Linked DNA regions of Mus musculus: region 2 is linked to region 1. The links are chromatin loops, found by intact Hi-C in ENCODE. Cell type or tissue: heart. All regions are shown on one strand. Each heading gives the region's core, and the rest is flanking DNA. Links, peaks and the distances in the headings are about the cores only. Region 1 overlaps Trabd2b (TraB domain containing 2B). Region 2 overlaps Trabd2b (TraB domain containing 2B).

Region 1 (12,005 bases), core at 2,268-10,267:
CTTGTGGCCGTCATGATACAGGCCCAAAGCAGAGGAACGGACTGAAGCTTTCCAAACTGTGAACCAAATGAACCTTCTGTTTTAGAAGCTGATTTATCTCAGATATTTGCTATAGCAACAGAAAACTATTTTATCACTCTTCCTTTTGCGTTTTATTCCAGTTTTCGCTTTGTCAAGAAAGAAAACAGAAATTATCTCACTGGCCATACAAATGTCTTCTTTCCAGCTCCTTTAGAGATAGGAGAAGCTGCTTTTTCTTCCAAGCCCAAATCCCAGCGGTGGCAGGCTGGTATTCTTTCTGAAAAGGATTCTGTGAATATGATTTGGCACATCAAGAGATGAGCAGAGCTTTCCTGAGGCCACAAACCAGACCAAGGTCCAGCTAGAACTGAAAATAAGGGTCTGTCGACTTCATCCCAAAGGCCAGTTGCTATAGGACACCATCTGAAGGTGGTACTACCACGGATTAGCAAACCCCAGATGTTCCGAGTGATAGGGAGGGTTCCCAAAGGACTTGACATGGTAAAGAAGGAATGAAGGTACAGGTGAGAGGTCAGAAGGCAGGGCATAGAGGGAGGGAAGGAAGGGGAAAGAGAACAGAGACAGCTTGAGGTAGAGCTCTGTTCTCCATTGAGAGTTCCTAGCCCCCATTCACACATTTTTTTTTTTTGTTAGAAAATCATTACCTTTCCCAAGGGTCATGGGTCTTAAAGGTTTCCCCCTCACAGAGTTGAAAACTACCTTCCTGAGCTTCCTCCAGGGGTCAGTTCTGAACTTGTTAATAACAGTATAGAAAGGTCTGCCTGAGACTGTATTACAGAGATGGGTGTCTATGGTGGTGTCCTCTATTCTGTTATTTGTTCAGGACAGAAAGGTTTGGGCAGGGCTTCTTGGTGGGGAAAGCAAAGCCTTCAACACCTTAGGCGCAAACACTTAGTGTCCCCTTTTGTCATCTGTTGCCATGTGGAAAGCAGTCTGGCAGGTACCTGAAGGAGTCCCTTTTCTCCTTAACTACCTTTCCCATCATGTCCCACTTCTTAGTCTCAGGTTTCTTCTGGGAGTACTTGAACTGAGGAACAAGGCTCCTGGGAGAGGGGCAGAGCACAGAGCTGGGTCCATAACAGGAATCAGAATCCTCATACCACTGATGTCACCCCAGAAGACTTCAGAGGGGCTGGGAACAGGGCAGAGCTTATTCCCTGGAGTTTCCCCATTCTCCAGTTGTTAGATGCAACAAATCCTGGGTGGATTCCAGGTCACTTGGTCTCATGGGATCCCAACTTCACCCACTTGGTCTGTAGAGTGTGGATGCCAATGCTTTCCCCACCCACTTCATAGCCCCCATCCCCAGAATAGCAAAAAGGAAATGAAGAGATTGACTTGGGGCCTGACTGTGGGTTCCAGGCCTGACACACCATGTGACCAGCCATGTGCCTCAGTTACTTCATCTTTACAGTGGAGCTAAGGTGTAAACATTCTGCAGATGAAAGATTCTAGAATTAAATGCTTTGAACATTTTCGAATATACCAGTTGTAGCATTAACATCCATGCCTAGAAATGGGCCCATCCTTATAGTATTTATTGGCCCAGAGCTCAACAAGTAAGCTATGCTGACTGGCCACTGAGCCCAGGGACTTGTCTGTCCTCAGCTCCTTGCACTGGGATTACAGATGTGTACCACCATGCCTGGCTTCTTAAAAACAAAACAAAACAAACAAAACAAGCCCTAGGGGATTGGACTGAGGTCCTCATGCTTGCATGGCAAGCACTTTAGTGACTGAGTTATCTCTGTACCCCTTGACTTGTAACTTTGTAGTGGCAGTCTCCTTTGTCCCCAAGTTCTGGGGACTTTCCCTGGTGAAACTTGAAGGTCTCAGGAGCTAACACTTGGTGCTTCCATATGAAGTGGCAGAAAAGGTTTGATGTGTCTTGTTGGATGCCCACCCATCTCTTCTTTCTTTCCTTTTTTATGGACTTCTTCATTCCTCAAGCATTCACGCCAGACAGTGGCAGCTAACAGCCACAGCACTTGGAGGTGACAACACAGAAGAGATGCATGTACTAGGAGCCAAGTACATGTCAACAACCTCAGCCCAGCAGTCCCTGAGGTACAGAGAGCAGTGGGAACAAGTGACTAGCTAGGTGTCTGGAGTTGGAGATTTTCTTGAGGCAGATACTGTTGGAACTGGTACATGTAGGGTGCACAGGGGCCCGCGGATCGATAATGGGTGAGACTTAGAGATGCAGGGAGCCTGGCAGCACTGGCAACAGCTTGTACTAAGACAAGGTGGACAGTGCCAATAAGCAGAAAGCCTAGGCAATGACATGGAGTGCTGCATCCTGGGAGAGGGACCACAGAGAAGTGGTTTTCTTAATAGAAACATAAACAGGGACTGGATCTCAAGGGGCCTTGGATGTCTTTTCCCAAAATACTGGGAGGCACTGAAGAGTGTTCAAAGCAGGAAGAGACATGGTCATTTTTGTAGCTTGCCAAACTCACTGTGGCTGCAGGGGGGAGAGAGTAAACTAGAGGGACAGTGGTGTGGCTGGCAGCAATTTCCCAGCAGGCCTGAGCCAAGGAGAGCCCAGAGGTGGGGAAGTGATAAGGAACAGCAGCAACCCTAGTGAGATAGGAGCAGGCAGAAGGAAGGTACCTTTAGCAAAGCCCAGGTCAAAGTGTGGTGTAACACAGCTGCACAACTCCTACTCCAAACCATAGGCATCTCCCTCTGCCTGGCGAGGGTCACACATACCTCCCTTGGTGCTGGCCCTCTGCACCTACAAACTCCCTGCTCAAACCATCCTCACAGCCCACACCCAAATCTGTGCATGGAAAATGGGGTCATTCACATTCTCTGTGCCATACTGTCCTAGGCTCTCGCCCTCACAAGCCAGACAATTCCCCAAATGTACCCTGCAGAAGGAAAACAGAGAAGTAAACAGTAACACCAGGGTCAAGTTCATAACATCTTTAATTAATATATTATGCTACAAAAATATTTTTGGCAAAATAACATTAATAGCATCTTTCTTTGTCTTCTATTATACTCTTAAAGAACTCTTCATGACAATTCATGGGGCAGGGGTGAAGGAAGAGGTGATAAAGAACACCACAAACATGGTGAGAGCTGAGGCCAGTTTGGTACAGTGAGGCACAGTGGGGTAGCCAACAAATCTGAGACAGAACTGGGCAAAAGCTAAGGTCAACTTCCCCCTTCTTTAGCTGAGAGCCACACCCACCTCAGCCTTGCAACCAGAGAGACTCCAGTCTAAGAGTCCTTGGTTTCTCACTCCAGGCATCTTAGACTTGGATCCTATTAAAAATCACATTCCCCAAGGCAGGTTTTAGGATGGAGGGGGCCTTTAAGTTATGTTTTCTTATCTGTCACATGCTCCCATCATGGTGGCCTGTGGTGTCAATATGATACACAGAATTATCCTCCTGGCCCCAGGAAACTCTCCCTATGGTCCATGAAGAAACAGAAGCTGAAAGAGCTTCTGTGGCTTCCCAAGCAGCAAGCAAAGGCCTCTCTATAGGCAAAGTCTGCCTTTGGAGACAGTGGTGAGGAGCTGACATTGCCTGGAAAGGGCCAGATAGGGTCCAAGAGCCCTTATAAGCTCTGATTTCCCTTCCTCAAGGTCGGGCACTGACTAAGAAGTGGCTCTGAGCTGGAGTCATGGGCAGGGTTTCAATCCAGGCATCTCCTCCCCAAGAGGTCCCCTGCCCAAGGGCAGCAAGAGTTTCTGCCAGTTCTTGGCAAGCCTGGCTGGGCTGTGTAAGAATGGGGGAGGGGTGTAGAGAGGCTTTAGCTGAGTACTGAATCTACAGGCTTAGATGGCCAGCCAGGGTGATATTTTTGGCTGCTTAGATGAATTTTTGGAAAACTAACAATGTGTAAAGAACCCAAACCTTACAAAGCCAGGGGCACTTTCATGGCATTTACACCAATCCTTTGCCAAGATTTCCAGCTGGTTGCCACATCTTCAGCCAGTGGACCCTGGGGCCTTGCATACTATGCGTCTACCTCCACCTGGAGAACTCTACTCTCAGATGCTATCCTTTAGCAGCTAGGGATGTGGAAGTTGTCTCAAATAGAAAGCCAAGGCTGTCTTTTGCCTTTCCTAGCTCCAACCTCTTCTTCCTCTGTCCTGCTTCCTTTCCTCCCTTGTCCCTCTCAGCACATCTTCATCTATCACTTTTGTGTCAAAGGTCATAAAAAAAAAAACAGACACAGGACCCACCTCATTGATTTGCTTGTATTTCCAACAGGGAGCAAATTCATATCTAAAGAGCCCTAACTCTGGAATGTGTGTGTGGGACTAGTAATGTACAAAGGGTTCCGTGGGGGACATCCTGGAGCAAGCCGCTAGGGTTATCCTCATGGGATAAATAGCTGGGGGGAGAGAAGAGAGCTTCCCCTGGGGAGTAACATGTATAAAGCACCATGTCTATTCTAGAAATAACAGATATGATTCCATCTGTCAGGCTGGGGTAGGAGGGATGAGACATGACCAGCAAGGTCAGCTGAGTGGGGTCATGGAGGGTCTTAAATACCAAGTAGAGGGCCTGGTGTTTATCTCATGGTTATTACTACCACAAGTCTGGTGGTCTTTTTTTTTTTTTTTTTTTTTTGCCACTTAGGGTGTCATTAAAACTACAACCAGCAGTTCTTTTCTCTGGGATCTGTTGTGATAGGGGCACTGGTGGGACAAAGTACCTGAGCTTCCAGGCTTGCCCAAGTCTGGACTGGACAAGACTAGGACATTGCCGGTGACCACACTCCATGTGAGAAGGATGTGCTTGGGTCTTTCAGTATAAGGTGAACGTTGTGAGTCACCCTCAGTCCAGACATTGCAGACCGTGTCTTTGACCTCCGAGATTGGCATGGACACCTCTTTGATTCCCCGCTAAGTGCTGGTCACTTAATCTGCTAGGCCACAGGCCTTCCATCTTTCTGTTTGACTCAAAGTTAAAACGAAAGTCCTAAAAATACTCATTGGAATCTCAAGGGAACTGGGCTCTGTGTTTATGAGTCTAGCCAGCAAGAACATGAAGTCTGAGAAACTGCTGATGGACTACTGGTCTGTTTCCAGAGCAGGAAGGGAAGTTTAAGTGGCCTAGCCATACATTCTGTTTTGTGTGCAAGGTCTCCTAGGATGTAGGCCAGCAAGTTGAGTTTGCTACTTGCTTAAACCCTGGCTTGGTAGAGCTCTCCAGGGGCCAGGAAACTTTGGCCCTAGGTGTCTGAACAATGGTTCTTTCTTTCTAAGTCCACACCTACCTTGAATTTTGTTGATCTGTTGGACTACTCTGCCCTCCTTCCCTCCCTCCTGCCTCCCTCCCTCCTGCCCCATCCCTCCCTCCCTCCCTCCCTCCCTTTCTTCTTCCTTCCTTACCTCCCCTCCTCCCTTCCCTTCCCTTCATTTTTCATATAGGGTCTGGTCATGTACTTCAAGCTGTTTTAGAACTCACTGTGCATCCCAGTCTGGACCTCTTATGATGCTTGTTGATGCTCTTGCCTCAGACTCCCAAGTACAGTCCTTACAGACATGTGCTACTAAGCAGGGCACGTCATCTTTAAAAACCTTAAAATGTGGTGGGGAAGAGAATTTGAAACACTTCCTTCCCTTTCAGTCTTCCTTAAGAAGGGGTCTGGAAAGACAAGTGGCCTGATGTTGGGGCTGGGAAAGTAGCCCAGGATAGCTCCACTTATCCCATGTTGATGGTGAACTCTTCTGGGCCCAGAAGGGTGGGTACAATTCAGCCCATGTGTGTAACCCTGGCACTGTGCTTGCACAGTGATTACATGCTGTATTAATTCACCATCTTGGCCCCACGCCTGGCACAGGTCTGGGCACACGGTCAGGTGCTTGGACTCTTTCCCCAAATGCTTCATCTTTAATTAACCTCGAGCTTGATCTCCATACATCTCATGCCATACTCTGCCCCAAACAGGGGAATCTGGCCTGTGTGTTTCCAATTCCTTTACACTTATCTCATCCCAATAGCGCTCTGCACGATCCGTTTGATGTCTAACTTCTGAGCCTGCTTTAAAAGTCAGCTAAGCCCCTTCCCGCTCAGCAATAGGAAGTCACATTTTTTTGCCAAGGATAAACTGACTCCAGTCCTGGTTGAGGTCAAGTTCAGTTTACAGTGTGGTGTCCATGGGACTGGCGGGACCCTGTGAAGCAGAGTTCCAGAATCTTGCCAGGTCTCAGGCTTAAACCTGTCCACTGGGGCAGAGCTGGAAAGAATTCTGCTGCCTGCCAGGATGCCTGTGGGACCCCTGACTATGCAATGAGTTGCCCAGAGTCCTGCCATCTCAGAAGGGAGATGTCTGCCAACCTAAGCATGGCGGTGCTGTAGCCAACCAGGCGCCATCAAGCCTGCCAGGGAAACCCATGTGCAGTGAGGTGAGAGAACGGGACCGGAGTCAACATGCCTGTCTCAGCTGTGCCACTTTGGAGAGGCCTTTCCTCTTTCTGGACCTTAGCGTCATTCTTACTCTTGTTGCCAGGTGAGGGCTCTTTTCTGCTCTCAGGATCTAGGACTCCTTAAATAATGAGCCACAAGTCCAGCTTTGGCCCACTGTGTTCTCAGTCAGACCCCGGAGGACAGAAGGCTTCTGTGCCTCAACTCCCTGCCTGTCCATGCTGGCTGCTAGAGGCTCCTGGCTACAGAAGCCAGCAGGGGGAGCTGGAGAAATGGCCTCCTTGTCTGCCATGGGAAGATTGGGAGGGTTCCAGTTTGGGAAATCTGCCTCCCCTGGTTCTTCTCCTGACCGAAAGAGCAGGAGTAGAACACAGTTTGAGGAGCAAGGGTATTTTTTGTATCACCCTAATCCAGGGCTGGGCAGGGCATACATCTTGGGTGGATCTTTTCCCTCTTTTGGGGGTTCAGCCTTATCATTGAATTGGAGGTCATCACATCGCACAGCAGGCTTTTGGCAGGTGGTTGTCTCTACCACGGTCATCACCACAACTGGAGGCTCCTGCACTCCATCGCCCCTAAGACTGTTCTGTGTCCACCCCTGCCCATTCCTGTCCTCTGCCCAGCTCACTTCCCAGCCCTAACCAGGTTTACCAGCCCCTCTTGAATGGAAGCTGGATCAGTGACACTGGAACATCAATCACCCACTTGCTTTGTGACCTTGGGTAACCCCATTCACTTTTTGGATCTCAGTGTAGCCATCTGACCACAGGACTGGGCTCATCTCCCACAGCACCAGTCTCCTACTTTAATGGAAAAACCCACCAGGAACCCTGGCGGGCCAGTCCACAGACACGTGGGACTTCAAAATAGCAGCATTCTTCTTTCTTTCTTTCTTTCTTTCTTTCTTTCTTTCTTTCTTTCTTTCTTTCTTTCTTTCTTTCTTTCTTCATTTCTCCTTAAATTGCCCTTCTGGGGCCTGGACAGGGTTAGGGAGGATGGCTGGCCACTATGCCCCTGGCTCTGAAATTTAGCCTCACAAAAGCTGGGGCTGCCTTTCTGCCTGCCCTCAGAGGTGCCTACAGTGGGAGAAGTCAAGCCTGAGTAGGAGGCTTGGGGCCAATTCAAAGCCACTGTCTACACAGGTCACAGAGGTCATGGGAACCTGGGTTCCTTCCCTGGGTTGGTGTTTGGGACTAATTCAGGGACTATAACATAAGCTACATAAAAATAGTTTTATCAATAGAATAAATACATTTTCTCTTTTAATATGGACACATATTTTACAAAAGAGCCCCATAGCACTATGGGAAATTAAGACCTTCTACAAAAAAGAAGATGTAACTGGAGTAGAATAAAGCTCTAGTGCTCTAAGGTCCCTGTCCTGTGTGAACTGCCTTGAGGGTGTTAGCACCATCTGAGGTGGTGTCAGATGGTGGACACGGCCACAGACTCCTGTGGTTTCTCTGGCTTCTCTGCAAGGGTGGTCGAGGTCAGGAAGGCCCAAGGCTGTGTAGTAGGAAGGGGGCTACAATGGAGGCAGTGATGGCATGGAGGAGGCCCAGTGTAGGCGCTGAGCTGCTGGTAGGCCCCACAGCGTCCTGCTGCTGGAGTTGGTGTGAGGACTTGACAAAGGGCTTGGTGGTTTCGGAGCTGGGGGTAGGCTGCAGGGGCAGCGGAGGTGGCGAGATCGTAGTGCTGCAAAGAGGAAACACAGGGACCGTCAGCAACCTCCTCCTAGGAAGAGAGCTTCGGGTTCAGCTCTAGTTTTAGCAGGTACCTTAGGGAGGAGGAATAGTCTGGAACCCCATAGCCAGCTCCACTGACCCCCAAAGACAGAGTGGGCCCACATGTGACTGATCATGAGGGCGGGTTCCAGGCAGAAACAACTGCAAAGTCAACTGGAGTCCCTAGAGTATAGCTTCCACCTGTCTCCTGATGGTCTACACCTTGTTGTTCCGCACAAGGTTGCTGAAGGTGGCAGAACACACACACACACACACACACACACACACACACACACACACACACACACACACACATACACACACTCCTTAATTTTCACCACATCATCCTATCTGCCATAGGAGAAGCATCCCCCACACCAGCTGTTCAAACAAGATTACTATCCTCACAATAAGCCTTCAAATGAGTCTTACCACCTCCTTTCAGCAAGGGTGCCTCAAAGAGGCTACTGGGTATCAGGTTCTGGGGCAAAGTAGGTTTGTACACCCATAGGGCAGGAGAGGAACGACCACTGTCTCTTTCGGAGATGCAGGCATAGCGCTCCTACTGAGTTTGTTTGTAAAACAGGGGTGGGGTTGGGGCTTCCACAGCACATTTTAGCTCACAGAAACCAGTGTGCTCTGTTTCCTGCCATGCTGGGCTTCAACCACATGGGACCGGTCACAATCTCACGGTACTGTTTTACATTACCTCATCCCCATCATGCCCACTGTCTTGCTGTTATTGTCACCACTAGAGACTTCCCTCTCTCTCTCCTCAAGGTCCATGACCTGCCCTATGATCTTGAAGAGCGAAGGTTCACCTAAGACACTATCCACGTTCCACTAACCTCATTGCCATAGTGGGGCATTTGTTCTATGAGAGTTAAAGAACAGGTTTCAATCTGAGGAGTCTTACAACAGTGCTAGGCCCTGGGAGATGTGGGAAGGCTTCTCTGAAAAAAATATCATTAATATTTTTATTTCTCTGCTTTTCAACTAATAACATCCTGCATTTACAGTGTACTTAGTAGCAAAGGCAGTCATCACACTCAGTGATTTTGCTGTGCCATATTTCAGTTTCTCCCAAGCTTGAAGAAAATGAGGATTCTTAGCAAGATGAGATGCAGTGGGGTCGATTGCTTCTGTGGCAAGAACCCTGAGCATTAGTGAAGTGCACTATTTCCTGGGTGAGACCTTGAATACTGATGTGGAGGAGGTTCCGGGGTCAGACTGAGGGCTTGTTGGTTGCAGTCCTATTAGTGCCTGTGTCTAGAAGAAGTCATTACCTCAAATTCTCTCTCCCTCCCTCCCTCTCCTTCTTTCTCTGTCTCTCTCTTGTCTGACTCTGTCTGTCTCCGTCTCCGTCTCTGTCTCTCTCCCTCTCTCTCTCTCTCTCTCTCTCTCTCTCTCTCTCTCTCTCTCTCTCTCACACACACACACACACACACACACATCCATGCCTCAATGCTGTTATGTGTCTCAGCCTGGGTAGTTGAGAGGCACTGAGGGCTGACTTCAGGGCAGTGGGCCAGGTGCCCTGTGAAGTGGCTGGAGCCAGCGCTCAGGCTGTCCTTTGCTAGGGGGGCAAAAACCAAATGGGAATTATGTCTCACAAGGTACCTATAGGTATTTTCTTTCACACTTTGAAAACTAAAGATGAAAACTCTCCCTTGGAGCCCAAGTGGGGTTTTTATTGCTTGGAAAGAGTCCCAGGAAAATGAAGTGGGATGGTGGGGAGGGGGACAAGCCCCTAGGAGTGCAACCTCCCTCCTTCCTCCCAGCTTACTCTGCTCACAAGCTGGCCCCCAGTCCAGGTCCCCACCCACTTTCAGGCTTATGTTGGGGAAAATTGTCTCATGGCACAACGGTTTAGAGGCCAAACCAAACACACTGCACATTCCCAGGCTCTGCCGACAACTGGCATGGAGGGGCCAAGTCTGCTCTGAGCTGACAGGACCCCAAGTGTGGGAAGGCCCCTCTGGTTGGCTAGAAGACAGGGCTCTGGGCTGTGTCCTTGGCAAATCTGTAAATTTGGGCCCATACTCTTTTCTAGGCCTCAGTTTCCCAATCTACACAACGAAGGGGCAAGAGTGGACTCAGGGACTTTGATCTCTTTTCCAGTAGTAAAAGCCAGAAGTAAGACCACAGGCAGAAGTCCAAGGAAAAGTACAGACAAGTGAGGCTAGTGCCAGGCACTGTCTGTTGCTACCCCTCCCTGGAGCAGGGATGAAGTCTGGCAGGAGAGGTCTGCAGGAGCCCTCCAGGCCTCGGCACTGGGCATCATGGACATTAGTTTTCTAGATAGTATGAGAAGCTGTGCCTGGCTGAGGGCACCAGTGCACCTTTTACTCTTTGAAAACTACATATGAAAGCCCCCTCGCCAGCCATATAGAAAGCACTTGGCTGGAGTAGAGTCTCTGGGAAGTGATGGCAGGGTTTAGTGAAGAGACCTGCCTCTAGTTACTTCCATAGAGACCCTCGGAGAGTTGCAGGGGGTGCCACCCTCGGAGAACTCAGAGCTTGTATGCTAGGATCCTCCGTGCCAGCAGCTGGAGGAGAACTTGTGATTCGCAATTGGACTTTGGCATCTTGGGCCAAGAGATCAAATGTAGGCAAAGCTACCTAGCTTTACTAGCTGCTTCCTGCTGTGTCCACTCAGTTTCTGGGGCTTTTACATCTTGTGCCACGGTCTCCTTCCCCAGGAATGCCTTCACCTTTGCCTCTACCTTGCAGATTGTGGGCTAACCATCTGATGCTTTCTACGAGCTTTATAGTGGGCCAGAGGTAGAAGGAACTTTCCATCCTGAGGTGAAAAATGGGCCCACAGGTGGGAATTGCCAGAGTCTCTGTAGAGCTGAGGTTCCTGAGCTTTTTCAGTGACAATATCTTGGGTGCCATCTGTCACTGTCCCCAGCAGTACTAATCCACAGTAACAGGTGACTTTTGAGTACCCAACATGTCTTTGCTAAATTGGAGGTGGTGTTTCATAGCCCCTACCCAATGGCTCATTGACAGCTTTAAGCCTAGGGCACACTGAAGCCTGAGACACTCCAGACCAGAGATTCTGGAAGTAACAATGTTAGCAGTAGCTATGCCAGGGTCAATGATGGACTGATATAGGCTTTACCAGCATCTTTGTGCCGTCAGAGCCCTGTGGAGTGGGACTGCAGCACTACTCTGTCTGGTTCTTCCAGAGATTTTTTTTTTTTAATAATTGAATGACTTCATTCTCCAATCCTCACGGGGTAGTTCAGATGGGGTTCTGGCCTTGCAAGGACACTGTAGCTACCCTGGGCCACCCCACATTGTGAAGAATGTGAGAATGCCCTGAGTGGGGACAGTGGAGGACAGGAGGCCTGCAGAGCCCTTCTGGAGAGGTACTGTGCCTCCTCCCATCTTTGAGAGCTTTGACATGTGCACCTTGGATGGCCTGTACTTGCCTAGTGTCGCTCACCAAGGTTCTGTCTATCACATACTAATGCTCGTCTCTGAGCCTGGCTTTAACCAATGCCCAGGAGTCAGAAGGTCCTCTCTTCTCTACATCTGTGCATCCTCAACATATGCTTCCAACTCAGACGTGCCAGCCACTGCACCTCCTTATTTCTCACTGTGTCTATCCTTACCTCTGTCCCTCCCCTCTCTCTTACAAACACACATACATACATACATACACACACACACACACACACACACACACACACACACACACACACACACACACACACAAACGCACACACACACACTCCTGTGTGCTTAAAGACCTGGGGACATGGAGAACGAGAGTTGCCATAACCTCCTGAAACTAGCCAAGGCCCTAATGCAGCAGAAGGCGTCACCAGGATTGTCA
Region 2 (12,005 bases), core at 2,535-10,534, 140 kb after region 1:
AGGAACCCCTAATTTATAAATTATTTCCAGTCTCAAAACGGTGTCAGTCAAGCACAAGATAAGTATGCGCCCTAGGTGGCATTGGTGCCTCACGTTCAAACAGCTGGTCCCATTCCCTCAGGCCCAGGCTCTGGCTGCACACAGTAGGAGTTACAGGCGATGCTTTGCTGGAGAGAACAGAGTCTGTACACAGTGCGCAGCCTCAGTGCTCTGGCGTCATCCTCAGGGAGGTTGGGCTCAATGTGTTTTTTATTCTTCTCCCCAGGCCCAGTTCTTAGCATTTCTTGGAAGAAGTGGGCGAGGGAGACCTGGGGGATCAGAGGCTAGAGGTCACCTAGCAAACAGCCTGCCCTGAACTTAGCAAGTGGGCACGAGCAAGCACCAGGCTTTGCTGAGCCGTTCTCCTCGTTTCTTGCCACAAGATATAAACTAATCTACTTAGTTAGAAAAACATGGTTTATTGCAATCTAAGTAATTTGTATTTCTTTTTCTACCACAAGATGTAAACTAATCTAGTTAGCTAGAGCAAGTTGGTTTAACTGAATTCAGAGTAATTACCCTCCAAAGCAAAGCGATGTGTGTGTTTTTTTGGTTTGCTGGACTTTTTTTTTTTTTTTCCTTTCCAGTATTCAAAAGTTGAGACGTATATGTACTTATGACTAAATAAAAGCCAGCCTTCTTTCAGTTTGTTGGATCTTTGGCCTTTCTGGAGGGTCTCAGCCGCTATCCCAACCACCTGGGACTTCCCGAAAATGTGCTGGAGGTGGCATGGAAAATCCAGCATGTGCTTTTGTGGAAAAAAAAATTTGTAACAACATTTCCTGGAGCAGTAGAGTGCCAACTCACGGGGAGGGGTTGGTGTGCTTGGGGGAGGGGGTGAGGACGGGGCAGCCCCAGGGCTGAAGTGACCTGGGAACCTTGTCTCGGTTATTGTGGGCAGGGGCACTGTCCCATGTTCTCAGGGTCAGCATGCCCCAGGAGAAAGCACTTCACACAACCTAGCCATTCCTATCCCCATAGGACAGGGCTGAGCCAGGCTCAGCAGGGATGACTCATCTGGACCAGGGAAGCTAGGAGGCAGCCCAGGACCTCCAAGGCATTCCCTCTCCTAGAATCTGGGGTGCTTTCCCAGCAGTTCCCAGCAGGGGCCAGGCCACCTCTTACTTTGCAGTAGGTTGCTGATCACCACATCCAAGCGCCAGGGCAGCTGCTCTGCGGACACCGAGCAGCCACTGTCTCACTTTGCTCTTTGCCCACTGGGCTAGTTCCAGCTTCTGTGACACTGTCTTCTCTGCTACAGGACAGCCTGGTGGATACTTAGGGACAGTAGTTTTGTTCCTGCTATGCCTCACCTCTCTATGCTAGGCCTCAGTTCTCTGGTTTCTCTGTCCCTCTCATTCTCCACACCAGGGAATGGACAAAGCTTCCAGAGGTTGTCCCTGCTGGAAGTAGTATGCTTGGGAGTAACTCAAGCGCCACCTGAAGCCATGAAAACTGACAGCATTTCTAATAGGAGAGTGATACTCACCTGGGTCCTGCAAATCCAGTGGAGTGCTCACTGGATGGGGAAAAAAATAGAAATAAAAAGGAGAGGAAAAAATGACTGGTCCTAACTAATGGTGGCTGGGCAGGTTTATTGTAGATATGTGAGAGGGTGGAGTTAGAGGCAAAGGCATCTGGGAGAGTCCAGAGTGCTCATGACTTGGCTGAGCTAGGAGAGGAGGGGAGGAGAGCAGGGGTGTTTTAGGGTAGCCAAGAGCTGAGTGCAAGGTGAAGGGATGTGGGAAATAATGAAGGCAGAGCCAGGCAAGCTCCTTTGCTTGGAGGCAGTTTCAGCAGCAATGTGCAATTGGATAATTGAAATCAGAGGTGAGGGCTGGGGAGCAAGAAACTGGCTCCAGGACAAATAGAGATGATTGCTATAGCACCTATTGGCCTGGGCTCCTCCCAAGACAAGCTACTCAGGGGATAGGAACCTGGCCCCTCTACAGAGTCTCAGTGTAGGAGGATGAGAATAGGTGACAGGAGATAAACCTTTCCTGCAAGGGCCATGAGGTGAACATGCAGGGCTTGTAAGAATACTCCATTGAACTCAGTTCTTCTGGAAGAACAGCTAGTGTTCTTAACTGCTGAGCCATCTCTCCACTCCACTCCATTTCTTTTCTGGTGTGCACTGACGGGACCCTGAGTATACTAGGATGTAGGTGGGATGCTGGAGAATCAGAAGTGAACTAGGCAGGTATAGTCCTTTGTGCCCAATGCCCTGGGTATAGAAGTGGTTACACAGTCTCTACCACCAGAAGCTCAGTTATAGGTCATGCAAGCATGAAAAAAGCCTACTCCAGGACACAGATAAACACTTCAAGGTGGGTAGACACATCTATGGGTCAGTAAACAGGGATGCCAGTAAGCACGGGATGCCAGGCATGACCATGTGTTGAGAACAGTGTCTGGTACACGGCAGATGCTCAGTAAACATGTCTTCCATACAAAAAGGAATAAGATGACTGGACAAAGCTTTGCAGGCAGACAAGACATCTTACCTAAAGGTTGGGAGAAGCAGAGGTCGGGTGAGTTGTGCAGGAGAGTAGAGGCACTGCCACCATGGAACTGCCTCAGGAGGTTGGGTAAGCAGAGATGGGAAGCTAGCAATGCTCTGCTTAAGGTTTTATACAGCCTGTCAATTGTGGTTGCTGGAGCCCAGGTAGGATCCCTGGGGTCCACACATACACCTCTAAGCTATCATCCCACAGCAGGCTCAAAACCTCATTGACAGGATGAGTTCTGTTAGACTCCAAGAAGAAAAATGAAGTACAGTAGGTAAGGAAGGATCCTCAGCTAGGTGACTGCAGATACCAAACACCCCTTCACTTTGGTGAGTCAGAGACGTGAGGGGGAAACAGAGCCGTGTATCTGTCTTTGTGTATCTGCCCATGCTGAGTAAGGGTATCCTGATGCTCTGACTCCTGGGAGCAGTGTAGGAGGCAGTTTCCTATGACACAAGGGGCTGATGCCCCTGAAGCTGGACTCTAGGAGCTGCAGGTGTATGGCGTGCCTTGCTGCCATTCCTCTTCCCTCTCCCCAGGTAGTGACCCCAAGTTTCTGTGCCTGGCTGACAGGTCTCCAGGAGACACCTGTTTTTCATTGCAAGTCCTGAAGGCTCTTGGCAGTGGCTATGTTTGTTTTGGGGGGAGGATTCAGTATGGGAGTAAAACACTGTTTCTGCAGGTCTCCAGGGGTTGCTTAGGAGGCCACAGACAGCCTGAAGAAAAAGCAGACCAGGGCATCCCTGGGAGCATGGCAGATGCTGGGCTGTTTGCCACCAACCAACTCTCCAGTAACAGTGGAGCCACGGACTGTGAACAGAGGCACAGCACAGAGAAGAGGAAAATACAGACAGGCCCTTACAAAAGAGACACTACATCACTGCCTCCCCTTGCAATCATGTCTTCATTTGATCCTTTATTCATTCATTGAACATTCTTTCACTTAATTTAAAAAGTGCCAGCCAGTTCCTGTAGGAGCCCAGGAACCACAAAGGTAAGCCAAGCATGTTCCTGGAGCTCAGGGGCTCCTAGTGTACAGTGAGGACCAAAAAGCAGAGACTGTTGAGAAGTGCCATGAAGGCACATGAGCGAGGACTGGGAAAGCATGCAGGACTGGAGCCTCTGATTACTGAGAACGCTATTTGTCAAGGGGGGCTTTCAGGAGAAGGGGCACTTCCTGGAGACTTGGAAGTCAAGCACAGCTGAAAAGCCATGGTACACAAGACACAGGAAACATGGGGAAATTGCATAGTGGCTAAATGGAGAGAAATTCTGTGTGGTCAGAGAAATGCATGGGAAGTTACAGGCCATGGGGCAACTGGACATGGTTATATGTGAATCTCTTCACCCTCTTTTAGTGTCCTCTTCTCTTCTATTTAAACCTCCTTCTGCTTGGTGCTCTCTTGTTCCTATCATTCTTCATATTCATCCAATTCAACATTCTCCCCTCTCCCCATTCCAGCTGTGATTAAGTCTAGAAAGTTCAGCCACCTCTGGAATCAGCCGAAGCTCTGGGTAGTTTAATGCCTTCACTTAAATCTGTGCTATGGAGCAGGCTCAACTATCTCATTTTATATATGTGATAATATGTTCTGAGCAGTTGGTGGGTCACTGCTTTGGCAGAGCAGACTCAGGAGTGGTAACCAGACTCAGAACCAAGGACTGGGTCGGGTGTCATAAGCTGAGTCCAGTTCATGGAACACCAACCCCAAGGACTCTGTTGGAAGATCATGGCCAGCAAGGTGTGAAGAGCATTCCACAGGTCCACAGTAGGGCTTCTGGGCAGGGAAGGAATCCCTAAATCCACTAGTGATGTGCAAGAGGTGCACATTCAGATGCTTGTCCAATAGTTTGGAGACTCTTCTCATCAGTGCCTGGTCCAGTGATGGTATAGAGGTATGGAGAAGATAGACTATTGTCTCTGTCACTCAGAACATTCTTCTAAAGTCTAAGGAGCTAGAATGCAGCACTGTTGCCTCCCTTTGGCCTCTTTCCATTAGATTTTGAATTTCTGCTAGAAACTATGACGTACACTGCCCACCCGCCTGTGCATTAGCTAGGACTCTGGGTTCAGTTCTGTGTTTGTGAGGAGTGCCTTTTTCCTTTTATACCACCCAGTGAACTCAAGGTACTGTTTATTCATAAAACAGGTATTATTTCCATTGAGCAGGTGGACGAATTAAGAGTCTGAATAAAGTAACTGACCAGCCAGAGACGTCACTTCACCTCTGAAGGAAGTCAGCTCTTAGGATTGCTGATGAGAATGTCACCTTCCTGTCCCCCCACCCTCCTTGAGCTTCTGTAACCTCCTGGAGTATCGGATTCTGGTGTATTATACTGCCTGGACGGTACAAGCATGGGCATCCAATACTCTAGGAAGTCACACAAAAGCTCAAGGTACTGGGAATCCAGTTAGTTGAAGGAGTCCCTGCCCAGCCACAGAGCTAGAGGACGGTTCGTGCAGTTCTGCATAGAGCAAATGCTCTCCAGCTGCAAAGCAAGTAGATGAATAGGACGTAAGTCCCCTATCTGGAGGACTTTCTGCCTGTCAACACTGTGGATGAATCAATCAAACCCACCAGTGTGATGCTTCACTGTGTAGCACAGCCTCTGGAGGTGGGCTGGGTAGTGTTGCTGTCCTGGGCTTCAGAGCCAGTCAGGGAAACGCAGAATCTATGCCTGTCTGATTTCAAAGCCAGCAGCCTTAACGGCTGTGCTCCACAGAAAGGGATTCTCAGTGACTTGCTAGCGTTCTTGTCCCCCACCCCCACCCCCCGTTTTCCTCCTCTGAAGCAGGCAAACAGAGATAGTAACAGCCTCTCGGAAATAGGCATCTAGATAATAATCTTCAAGACTGGCCACGAGCCAAACTGGGCTGGAAAGAAAGTAGACCGAGCACTTCACACCCAACCAGACTCCCTCTTACAGTACTGGCAGCCTGGAGAAACCACTGGCCAAGGTCACTGAGCCAGGGCTTGAGGGAAGGAAACATATCCAGGAGCTTGAGCTGATCCTCAGATTGGGTTGTGGTTCTTTCTAGATTGCCAGGGTCAGAGGGGGCAAGGCTGCTCAGACACAAGTGGTCCCAGAAAGCCCAGGCTACTCCCTTTCTCCTCCCTTCCTGGAGTGCTCTTGCTCACCCTCGAAGCTTCTTTCTTGTTATCTCCCAGTTGGCCATGCCCTCTGGGAATCTATGATCCTCTAGGGCTGCCCAAACCTATAGTCATTTTGTGCTGTGGTTCTCTGCTTATTATGAGTCTTCCTAATTAGGCCAGGCATGGTGTTCTCTTTGGGCTCATAAAATGAATGGGTCAATAGGCAAATGAATGGGTCAGTGAATGTATGAATGAATAAACAAGCAAATGGACTAATGAAAAGGGAAGTAAATAATCAGTGAAGTCGAGGGTGATAGAGTGCATGACTGGAGAGAGTGGTTGCTAGATGAGTTGATGAACCATATGTCTCAGCCCCCGCCACAGGGAGCTAGCTACCCTAGAAGAATAGAAATCTCTTACTACAGGGAACTCCAGAAATTCATTCTGGAGGCTACCTAGAGCTACGGGCAGTGCCTGGCAGGATCAGAGGGGAGCAAGGGAGTCCCCACCTTCTATATTTGTGAGAAACTCAGGAAAAAGCGTTAGTCCCACTGTTGCTTGCCCATGGTGACTTTTGTATGAGCCTCAGTCTTCACAGGTGCAAAACAAGAGGCCTGGGCTGGACCACATAATTTGTAAGGACACTTTAATAGAACAGACTCAGAAGATCTCTAAGGAGGTTGGTACCTGGGAGTGTTTTCCTTTGACTGGCTCTCCTTATCACTCTATTAAACACCCTAAGTTATGTGTGCAGTACTAGGTGCCAAATTCTCAAAAGGAGATGTCAGCAGGGCTTCCTGGGGAGGAGTGCTGGGCTAGGAAGCCAGAGAATAGGAATAGATTGAGAAAGCTGAGGGGGGGTAGAGGGCACTTGGGAGCCCAACAATGACTAGCACTCCAGACAGAAACTCCCTTTTGGAGAGAGAGATCTGGGGGTGGGGTAGAGACCAGCCAGGGACAGTCAGGCTTCAGCTCCACCAAGAGCCTCTTCACAGAAGGCTGTTTTAATAGGGAACTATAGTGCCTGACCATAAGTTTTTCTGAGAACCAGGTGACATAATTCATTGTCCCTGTGTGGCCCAGTGCTCATCAATGTCTCCAGGACTTCAAGAAGTGCTTGCTAATATCTTCCCTATACACCAAAGTCAGTGACATCCAGAGGCCAAAGGTCACACTGCAAGCTGAAGTTTCTGGGCCCTTTGCTCTCAGGTACAATTGACAGTAAACCACAGAACGAGGGCACAATAGTCTGGAGACACTATCCTCACTGAAAAGCAAGGAGAGCATTCCATTCAAAGAGTGTTTGCTTAATGGAACTTGGGACCCTGCTCCATACTTGCCTGGTGTGAAAAGAGTACAGAAATATATGCTCCTCTTCATCAGTCATGTCCTTTAGTAACTGAAATGTGTAGCCAGGGAAGATTAAATCTGGACAGATGCAGATTTCTAGAAGGCTCTCTGGACTGTGACAAACAGTATAGAAAACACAAAGTCTGCCTGTCCAGGCTCCCCAGAGTCCTCTTTACACCCATCTATTATGTATATGTATGTGGAGACTTTTACTAGAGACCTAAGATAACCAGAGTGACAGCAGAGTCTCCTGTTACAGTGTTAGAGTCTCTAGCGCTCACTATTGCACATAATAGGTGCAGTTCAGACAGCAGAAGAGATTTGCGGAGATACAGGCTTTACAGCACCTCGTGATATCAGGTTCCCCAAAATATCTTCACAACATACAAAGAAAATCCAAATAAGCAGTTCAAAGGTGGCACAGAGTCCCTTGCATCTAGGTTGGTATAAAGAGGATCCCTGGGAGCCTGGAGAGACAGTGACTGTAGATGGAGATTGATTGATTGATTTTAAGAATTGCTTCTTGAGACTATACCCTAATTTTCAGGGTAGGCTGGCAGACCAGAGGTCCAGGCAGGAAGCCAAGGCTTTTGGCAGAATTCCATTCCTCTCCGGAGTGGTTGGTCTGCTTCTCCTGAGGCCTCTACTTGATTTAGTAAGGCCTATCCACATTAAGGAGGTAATACACTTTACTTAAAGCCCCACTGATTTAGTGTGATCTGAAAAGATGCACTAGTAAGAACAGCAAGGATATCATTTGATCACGTCTATGTGACCCAGCAAGTGGACACACAAAATTAACCCTTGTACCGTTTATCATCTGAAGATGAAAGATTCTGTTCCTGGATATTTTCCCTACAACTTTCCAACAGTCCATGGAATATTCTAGAAGACTAGGACATATTGATTCACCTCTTAGCAGCCACTATCCTTGAACCTTCCTAGCTCCAGCAGCTTCTTTTCTGCTTTCATATCATACATGGTCTATTTATCTTCCCTCTTTCTCACTACCCCCTCCCTGTGTAGTACCCTTTCTGGTTATAAGACCTATACCTGAAACCACATTTACATATGCCCTTTCAAGGTAGGAACCATATAGGAGAGAGAAAATACAAACACTGTCAGAATAACCTAACCAAGGAAGTAAAATGCTTTTCAAAAATTTAAGATATGGAAAAAAGAAATTGAAGAAGATACTAAATGATCGAAGACCTTCAGTGCTCCTAGATAGGCAGAATTAATACTGTATAAATGGCCATATTACCAAAAGCAACCAGAGACTCAGAGCAATACCATCAACATTCCAAATAAATGCTCTACAAAACTACAGAAGAAATCCAAAATTTCATATGGAAACAAACAAACAAATGAACAAACACCTCCTATGAATAGTCAAAGCAATCCCACACAGAAAGAACACTGCTGAAGGAAACTACACAATGCCTGACTTCAAGTTATAGTAAGGAGTCACAGACAGCATAGAACCATACATGAAGACCAAAGGAACAGGTCAAAGGACCCAGAAATAAACTCACGTGAGTATGGTCACTTAATACTTGACAAAGGTGCCAAAAAACACTTGCTAGCAAAGAGCCTAGTCACTAAATGGTGTGGGTAAAACTGGATCTCTACCTACAGAAGAATGACATTAGATCCACATCTTCTACTATGCACAAAAATCAACTCAAAATACATCAAAGACCTTAACTTAAACCCCAGTGTGCTTGAAATTAGATCTCAGAAGACACAGAAACTCTGGATCCATGCTGTATATTCAATAAAGACTTTCTGAGGGCTCAAAAGATAGGAACACACACACACACACACACACACACACACACACACACACACACACACACACTAGTTGTTACTACATGGCATGTGTTAAATATTACTAATGTTTTTGCCTAATTCTTAGCTCAATTATCGTTAAGCTTTGGCATAGAAGTGCACTTTATTTTGCTCAATTTTTCCTCTATGTACTTCATGTAAATGTGACATCATAACTAGTAAAGTCATATAGCTTTCATGTTTTACTTGTTCCTGATGCATAGAAATATAACTGATTTTCATATATAAATATATAAAAAGTCATTTTACTAAACTTTCCTGATATTTTTGTATATCATCAATATGTTTCTTTGATTATTTTTGGCAAACCATGTTTAGCTGTGGATAATAAAAATGAAATCATTGTCCCTCAAAGGAAAAGAAGAGGGAAGAAAACAAAGGGTGTCCTTATCTACTAAGCTGCTTACTATATCCTGGAGGAAAAGAGACCACAGTCTGAGGATAATTGGGGGTGTATGACTGCACCCCATAGCTCCAAGACTGTGTTCTGAATATGCTGGGTCAAGTCCTGGAGGCTGCAGGAATTGAGTGTTCCTCGCACCTGGAGAAGGTTCAAGGCTCCTTCCCACAGACTCTGGCTCCTAGTTAGGAAAGTTTTTGTCTTCACTTGTTTTGGTTTGCTAGGGAGATTCCACATAGTAGGACTGCTAGTCTAAGCAGCCCCAATGGAGGCCTGTCCTTCTATAACCCCTTCACTGAGAATTCACCCACAGCACTTCTGGATCCTGTCAGGAGGCTGCTAACTATGGGTAAGAGCTGAGCATCCCTGAGGGATTAAAGCACTCAATGGTTTTCACAGAAGAAAGAAGCCAAGGTGATTTCCATGAGGTCAGAATCCCTGTCCCCATCCCTCCTCCTCTTCTAGAAGGCTCAGTCTAGCAGCCATTATTAAATGGTAGCTATGTATTCCACTGAGAAGCATAAGCTGGGTATAAAACCTTGCTCCTAGGATCAAAGAGTGGATGATAAGCAAAATCCTCATGAAGACAGGATCACATAGCATGAAAATACACACAGGCGCAATATAGGCGAGTGTAGGGTTGGTTATATGACCATGAGGCAGACACCCTTCACAGCAAGAGCAGATGGTGTGTGTGTGTGTGTGTGTGTGTGTGTGTGTATGTACATACTCGTATAAAAGAACTCTTTCTAAGTATCTTGGAGGTCTAGGAAAAACTACAAATAGAGAAAGGCAAGAAGATAAAAGAAGATAAGAGACTATGTAAAGGGGGTGTGTTCCAGTTAGAGCTGCAGGACAGGGCTGACTTGGCCTTTTCTCTGGCATGTGTGAACAGTGGTCCCTGGGCTTGGGTGGTGGAGACCACCCGAGATGCTAGGCTCAGTCTTCCTGCTCTGGGTGACTCAGTCTCTTGCAGCCCTGTTTCCTTGACAATATGGTAAACATGGGAACCATAAATCCATTTGCAAACATCTACGCTTCCAAGTAACAAGCCCAAAGCCATCCCACGAGCATGGTATGCCCAGTCCTGGGGTGGAGCCAGCCTGCAGGCAGGAGGACTGGCTTCCCCTGGTGGAGCTGACGCCTGCTTCTGGAATCTCCCTCCAGAAAGCAAGGCTCCATCCAGTCTCAGGCTTCCTGTGAGGAGCAGACACATGCCAAAGCCACCTGTAGCAGAAAATCCCTAAAGCCATGAAGGATGCTTCAACACTGTCAGGAGGAAAAAAGTAGGGCACATATGATAGGGATACCTAGTAGACAAGGAAGGGTGCTGAGCCAGGGCCAGGCTGTGACACAGTAGGGCAAGCCTGGTTTTAAATCAGAACTTGACTCCTCATCTGTAAGGTGAGGGGAAGAAATTTCCTCCTTGCCTGGTCTCTTCCAAGAAGCTGAATAGATGAGGCAGGAATTCCAAGAATCAATGTGGTCTGAACAAGATGTCTGCTCTTCACTCCAGTCTGTATCTATATTGGTGGATGGGAAGCCATTAGAGATGGCCTGGCCTTTGGTACTCAGGATGTGCTCTGTAGACTGACAGTGTCCTGGGCACATGGGTATGCCTCAGCCAAGACCTTATAAACTAGAATCTGTAATTTAACAAGGTCCTCAAGTGATTCATGGCCACAGTCAAATTCAAGAAATACAGTTCTAGTCCCCAGTATGCAGTCACCCCCATGTTGCCAGTGGAGAAACTACGGCTCAGCTCTACCACACCACATATTAATAGTGACAGGCATGGGGCCAGCAAGCAGTGCAGTACAGAGGAAAGGTCTCAGAGCCTGAAATTAGAGTGACCCAAGCTCAGCTCCTCCTTTGGTGACATCAATAGGCATTGTTACCTGGAGAGAAAGCTAGGTAACTTCTCTGAGCTTTAATGTTGCCGTCTGTAAAATAGGGGTGATACGCTATGTTTCTGGTGAGGACCTAATGGCATTCATAGCAGATCTCCTGTACGGTATATTCCCCTCACATACTTCTTGATCACAAAAGTTGCCTTCTGTTTTCCTCAGCTTCTGGGCTCTATACTTGGAATGGGTGAGCTCAAGACCCTGTGAAAAAATTGTTTCTCTGCCTCCAGCAATGCTGAGAAGAGGGCAAAGCTCCCTCAGGGGACACTCAGGTACCTGAGGCCTATATTTTGAAAAGATCTGAGTGGTACTCCCCAGAAGGAAGTTAGTCTGCAAACTAGTTAGTTTGGTACCCACGGGCAGCACATGGACCACTCTGAAAGTGCGGATGAGATGCCCCTCAGGCCCTCACCCTGAGCTGGTACGGTTATGTGTCCATCTATGTGTCTAACTTCTGGCTCCTTTCAAGGACTAACACAAACCCCATCTCTCTTCAAACAAGTCTGTTGCTGACATCCCTGTTGGAACTGCTGTCCAGGCAACTCCCTAAGGGCAAACTTAAAAAGCTGGAGTCCCTCAGCCTGGTATTTTTCCCTGTTTGGCTGGACCTGATGGCTGGTAGGTTTGTGAGCACAGTTGATTTCCTCCTCAAAGGTTTTGTTCCTGTCAGAGACGTTCTTCCTGTAAAGTCTGTGCAGCCTTTGCTTACACAGCCAGGGCTAAGCTGAGACAAAAGACGAACCCAGAACCCAGAAGCAAAGAAACGTCTGGCTCTCAGACAGTTACTTGAATGGAGGGGCCAGGAGGATTAGAGTCCTGGGTGACTCCGTTGCCTCACCCAGCTCATTCCCATCTT

Evidence for each region. Peaks named below come from ENCODE experiments on the same cell type or tissue, not always from the same donor. Only the 100,000 strongest peaks of a DNase experiment are listed, where the experiment ranks them.
Region 2: a loop joins it to region 1, with 1.8 times the contacts of the local background. A loop is called at or near these places in 2 of 42 quality-filtered maps.

The regions. Positions count from the first base shown.
Region 1 is chr4:114,606,049-114,618,053 of GRCm38, reverse strand. Trabd2b (TraB domain containing 2B) reads right to left here. Exons shown (of 7, transcript NM_001085549.1): 7 at 2,956-8,129. The coding sequence ends at 7,925. All of the region lies in intron 1 of Gm33655 (a long non-coding RNA gene), which reads left to right. Among named protein-coding and RNA genes, the nearest start is that of Gm12829, 68 kb to the left of the region's middle. In heart, for the core only: a CTCF peak has its summit at 6,682 (motif pointing right); a DNase peak (open chromatin) is centred at 3,753; H3K27me3 peaks cover 3,504 bases.
Region 2 is chr4:114,461,420-114,473,424 of GRCm38, reverse strand. The region is part of intron 2 of Trabd2b (TraB domain containing 2B); the gene reads right to left. Among named protein-coding and RNA genes, the nearest start is that of Gm33710, 43 kb to the right of the region's middle. In heart, for the core only: no CTCF peak of the experiment used is centred there; no DNase peak of the experiment used is centred there; H3K4me3 peaks cover 398 bases; H3K27ac peaks cover 289 bases; H3K27me3 peaks cover 3,699 bases.